2 separate regions of the Homo sapiens genome follow, and region 2 is linked to region 1. The links are chromatin loops, found by intact Hi-C in ENCODE. Cell type or tissue: dorsolateral prefrontal cortex. All regions are shown on one strand.

Region 1 (2,500 bases):
TCAGATGCTGATGCTAGCAGGAAGAGCCCTGGGCAGCAGGAGACCGCGATCCATGCCTGCACGCTCAAGTCACCTCACCTGCTGGCCCCGGCTTTCATGGGGGCAGTTGTCTGGATTTTTCAGGAGCTGCTTTCTCAGACTGTTTGCAATCTGCTTTTTGATAGAATGGACACAAAACATATCGGAGACATGACATTCATTTTCTTTCAGGAGTTCAAGGTAATGTTATATTCTCTAGGGGAAGAAGGTACAGTAATGAATGTCTCTTTCTGTTTGTCATCGATTATTTTGAGTTGATTTGACACAGCTGACACCTTCGAGTTTCCACTGAGGCCGTTTAACAATAGGGAGCTCAAGGACCTTGGGTATTCCAGGAAATGTGTCAGCGTGTTTTCTGCTCTCTTTCTACACAGGTCAAAAGTCCTTTTGAGACTTTTCGCTCCTTTCTTCTTCTTCTTCTTTTTGTCTTTCTTTTTGAGAGGCTAGACAGATTTTTGAAAGCTTCCTCTAAACTATGCAATTGGGTACATGTTCAAAAGCGAGACCTTATTTCTTGTGAGAACTTTGTTGCCCTCCCTCTCTTGTCATCCGTCAGAAGCGCAGAGCTTTTTCGGAAGCTTTGACCGTGAAGGATCACAAATTTGTTTCTCAAAGGCCCCTCCGCTGGCTCCTCCGGCCTCACGAGTCCCGTTCCCCGTGTGCTTCTGTCCTTGCCCAGCAGACACCAGCCCCGCGCAGGCCAAACTGGCTCCGTTCCCCCTTTCATTCTTGTCCCTCTTTTCAATCTTTCTCTACTTTTTATGCAAAAAAAAAAAAAAAGTGTACCAGGCCCGGCGTTGCCATGGCAGTCATGGGGCTGCGTGCGGGCCTTCAGTGGATTTGAGCTCTAAACTTGGAAAAAAGTCATAATGCCCTCAAAGAAGCTGGAAGGAGAGAAAGAAAGAGGAGAAAAATAAAACAGGGAAACAGCCTGAGAGGGAGAGATCAGGAGAAAGCAGGGCAAAGCCCCGAAAATACATTCGAGGTGACATCACTGCCTTTCCCACAGAGGCCATTGACTTGGGAGACCGCCCGGCCAGTGGCTGCCCTAAAGCCGGCTCTCCAGGGCCGCGGAGCCTTCGCTCCCTTCCTGAATGCCTTTTTTGTTGGGAAACAGTGGACTGTTTCTGAAGGCCTGCATAAATGACTGAGTAATTCACTGCAGTTGCCAGGAAGTCGGAGCCACTTGTGAGCTAACAATAGTGAACTTTATCTCCCGCCCCATGCTGGAAGTTCCAGCTGTAGGTCCCGAATTCTAATAAGGGCTTTGCTCATGCCTCTGAGGTTATGGTAATATTTTATCCATCTTTCTTCATGAAGACACAGTCGCTGCTGCTATTGACAACCGGAGGCCAGCACTGAGGAGTGACGTGGGCAGGGGGCCAGGGGTGAGGGTGCCTGTGTCGGGGAAGATGGTGAAGAAAATTCAGAGGAAGGAGGAAAGAAAGCGGTGTTCCTATGAGCTCGACATGTTTTCTGTTTAATAGGAGACTCTAAACTGACGTAGAGGAGAGAAGAGAAAGATTTCACTCTGACCCATAAGTGGCTGGAGCGGAAAGATGGCTTCGGACATTTCCCGTGTTTCAGACGCTGCTCCTCCTCCTCCTCCTCCTCCTCAGCAGACGAACCGGCAGCCGAGGCTGATCACGTGCTCAGAATTAGTGTGAGGCTATGAGGTTCCTCTTTGCTCCCCCGTTTGTGGGCAAAGCCGATGTGTATTATTAAGTGATTCTGTATCCAGGTATCAGAGACCCCAATACCTTCTTTACATGATCGTTCTTAGCTAAGGGAAAACTAAGAATTTGCTCACTTCCTGCCTTGTGGGTTCTAAGGACACACCCCAACAAGTTCCTGTGAAGGGGGGCTGGGTCACTGACCCCCTGAGCAACCCCGGAAGGACAATTTCTAGGGCCTGGTTACAGAGATGACAGGTGGCTTAAGAAGTCACTGTGTGCCACGTGCTTTCATGATTATTGTTTCAGTTAATCTGCACGACAACCCTGAGAGATAGTCATATTTTTCCATTTTGGATGTACCCGGCTAGTGTTCATGGTGCCCTGTTGCCTCTGCAGCAGAGCGCCGCATCCTCAGTTACTCAAGTCCCCGTTCAGGTTTCTCATGACCGTGGCTTCTTGTTGAGGGAGAAGTAGAAAAAAATGAGTAAAAAGGGATTGGGGAATCTCGTGGGTGTGGGGGAGGATGGCGCGGGCCTGATTCTCATCTGCCTGCACAGCCTTCCCACGAAAATAAACCAGTGAAACCACCTGTGAGCCACACGTGCAGTTCACAAGATGACAGAGGACACCACAATCTGCAAGATTACTTCAACACAGAGAAGGAGACCAAATTTCAGCTAAGCCCCTGTCACCACCACTGGGAGCTTCTGGGCAAGGGGTCCGCAAGGTTTATGTGACTTTGTGGAAAAAAAAACAAACAAAAACACAGGATGAGGGTGCCTTAG
Region 2 (2,500 bases), 610 kb after region 1:
TTGAACACCTTAAGTCATAGAAAGCTTACTCCTTGCTAGGGCAGTATATTTTTAGAAGAGTTTGAATTGTTTCAGGGTTCTTCCTTTAAGTAATCTATTTTAATTGAATTTCTATTATACCATTTTGTACTTCCTTAGTATGACTTCCCAGATTTTGGGTAAATCTTAGTAAATCTATGTGCATTTTTTCCACTGATTTCTTTTGTAGATTTTATCACTGGATCTGACTATTGTCCTGTTGCCTATGACCTCAGTCCTGGGCACATCTATTAAGAGCCTCCTGCTTTCCTATCCCTTGGCAATTGCTTCTCTCTGTTGAGACCCCCATTCCATTCACAGGGGACAGAGCCCTGTCTTCATTCCGTTCAGCTGCCCCTCTCACTGCTTGCATGGCTCAGGCCAGCTCTCTGAATGGGCTTGCTGCACTTAGCACACCTAAAAACACAAGAAAAAAAATGCCAGCAGTTCTCATTCAAAACTTTAGAGCTTATTTACTTCTGCTTTCATCTCCTCACGAAGCATGTCACTATGTCCTTCTCATTTTTTTTCAGTCCCAAATCTGCACCAGTTCCATATTTTACATATTATGACCCTTTGATTAGTATTGAATGTCCTCAACTGGAAGTTTCTTTAGAAATCACTTCAAACACAAAACCTATTGGTTAAGAAATAACAATGTAACAGAATAAAGAGTGAACTGTATTTTAAATTGATTCCTGGATCAGTAACAGCTAAGAACCATGGCAGCCTCAAAGAGTCACGAACTTCATGCGGGTAAAGGTGTTCTGAATTAGAATGACTCTTTGCAAAAGGCAAAGAGATAAATTATTCCACTTATTAATTCTGTACACAGAACTTCAGACAGCCCCTAAAGTAAACAAACCAAGTAGCTAGGAGGGAAATACTGAGTGTGAAAGAGTTGATGAGCTAATTACATAATTATTGAAAAATATTACAGTAAACAGTCAGCAAATCTGAAGGGGTTGAACTGTTTATCTGAATGCAACTTCTCATAGGATGTTACCAAAACAATAAAAGAGAGTTAGCACTGCTGTCTCACGAAACTAAATATTTCTTGCTTCATTGCTAGTCTTATTTAAATATATATTTTTGAATAATTTTCAGTCTCTTAGAGTGGAAATATGATATTTCATTGCAATTTGCGGGGAATTTTTTTTTTCAGTTTAAACACAGAAAGCATATTTCTCTTTGACCCATGATCTTAGGTTCACACACACAAAAAGATAAGATGTAGTGCATGATCTGGTTGCTGTGTGTGAATGAGGAGTACTTTTAAAATTAAGTGCATTTTGAATGTTAGACTGACTGCGTTTTCATTAAGGTGAATGCTATGAGCAGGGCTGTTATCCTTTTCGGATGCTAGGCTCACGCATTAAAATCTTACTCACGATGGGGTCTGGCTTCCTTGCTTTCATCAAATTGCTACCTCTCGGCAGGAACCCAGACAACCAGGGTGCCTGCATCACTCTGTGTGGTTTTCTGTAGGAAGCTCCCATAAAGGGTTGCATAATTGTGAATAAGCCTTTTGGAAGAAATGTGAAAGCTCCCATTGTGCTGAAACAAGGAAGGAGGCCAATGTTTGAGAGGAGGTTGCTGTAGTTTTGCCAAATTGTGGAAGGAAAATGCATGAGGCCAATTTTGAAGCCCAGCTGCATCTTTCTAAGTTAAATATATATATGGGTTTCATTTTTTAATTCTAGTTTTGAGTAAAATTACAACTCTATTAAGGTGGTGATTTAAAAGATTCTTTTACAATTGTATAAAATAATGTATCATGATCTATGTAACACACAATAAACACAACCACTTTTTTGCCCAAAGTTCCAATGAAATAAGTCTTTCAATGAATAGACTAAAACCTTTTTGACTGTGTGGATTCCTTGATTAAGTCTAGCAATGACTGCCCATTGTCTGCTCAATTCCATTTACCCACTGTTTTCTTAGCCAATTTTGTATCTACATGAAACCCAGACCTAGGCTTCAGTTAGGTAGTGCCCCGGGTGGTCCATCAGATATGTCAAGCCTATTTCAGTATTGACTGAAAGCTTGGTCTCACATTTTTCTGTGTGATTAGCATATCTTCTCCAACTTTTGTTTCCCATGAGACTGCACCATCTTCTGAGTCGAGGGCCAAACTTTTTTTACAAGGTTCCATCGCTTTCAGACACACGGGGACTGCAGTTCCTCAGCCACTCCGGGTTTGATCCCACCACTGGGTCTTAGCATGTGCTGCTTCCCACATTCACCAACGGGTGCCCCTGGCTGCACAAATCCAGGGGCATCATTCAAATGGAATTGAAGCCTCTGCTCTCCTATTCACTAGTATATGTAACTCCAAAACTCAGTTTCTCGATGTTCTTGAAATGAGATTATAGGACTTGCTTTACTTACTCTATAAGAGGTATATGTGGCTCCTTTGTTGTTAAAGTTCTTTGTAAAGTATTAAATTCTCTACAAGGGGGGTTATTATCATTAAAAT

The links. A loop is a pair of places that touch in the nucleus more often than their neighbours do. Peaks named below come from ENCODE experiments on the same cell type or tissue, not always from the same donor. Only the 100,000 strongest peaks of a DNase experiment are listed, where the experiment ranks them.
Region 2: a loop joins it to region 1, with 4 times the contacts of the local background. A loop is called at or near these places in 1 of 110 quality-filtered maps.

Annotation. Positions count from the first base shown.
Region 1 is chr6:164,084,541-164,087,040 of GRCh38, forward strand. It overlaps LOC105378106 (a long non-coding RNA gene), which reads left to right and starts at 1,459. Exons shown (of 2, transcript XR_943218.4): 1 at 1,459-1,780; 2 at 2,273-2,459. In dorsolateral prefrontal cortex, a CTCF peak has its summit at 1,070; DNase peaks (open chromatin) are centred at 751 and 1,121; H3K4me3 peaks cover 1,996 bases; H3K27ac peaks cover 2,500 bases.
Region 2 is chr6:164,692,600-164,695,099 of GRCh38, forward strand. No RefSeq gene overlaps it. Among named protein-coding and RNA genes, the nearest start is that of MEAT6, 130 kb to the right of the region's middle. In dorsolateral prefrontal cortex, no CTCF peak of the experiment used is centred here; a DNase peak (open chromatin) is centred at 1,512; H3K4me3 peaks cover 1,257 bases; H3K27ac peaks cover 2,144 bases.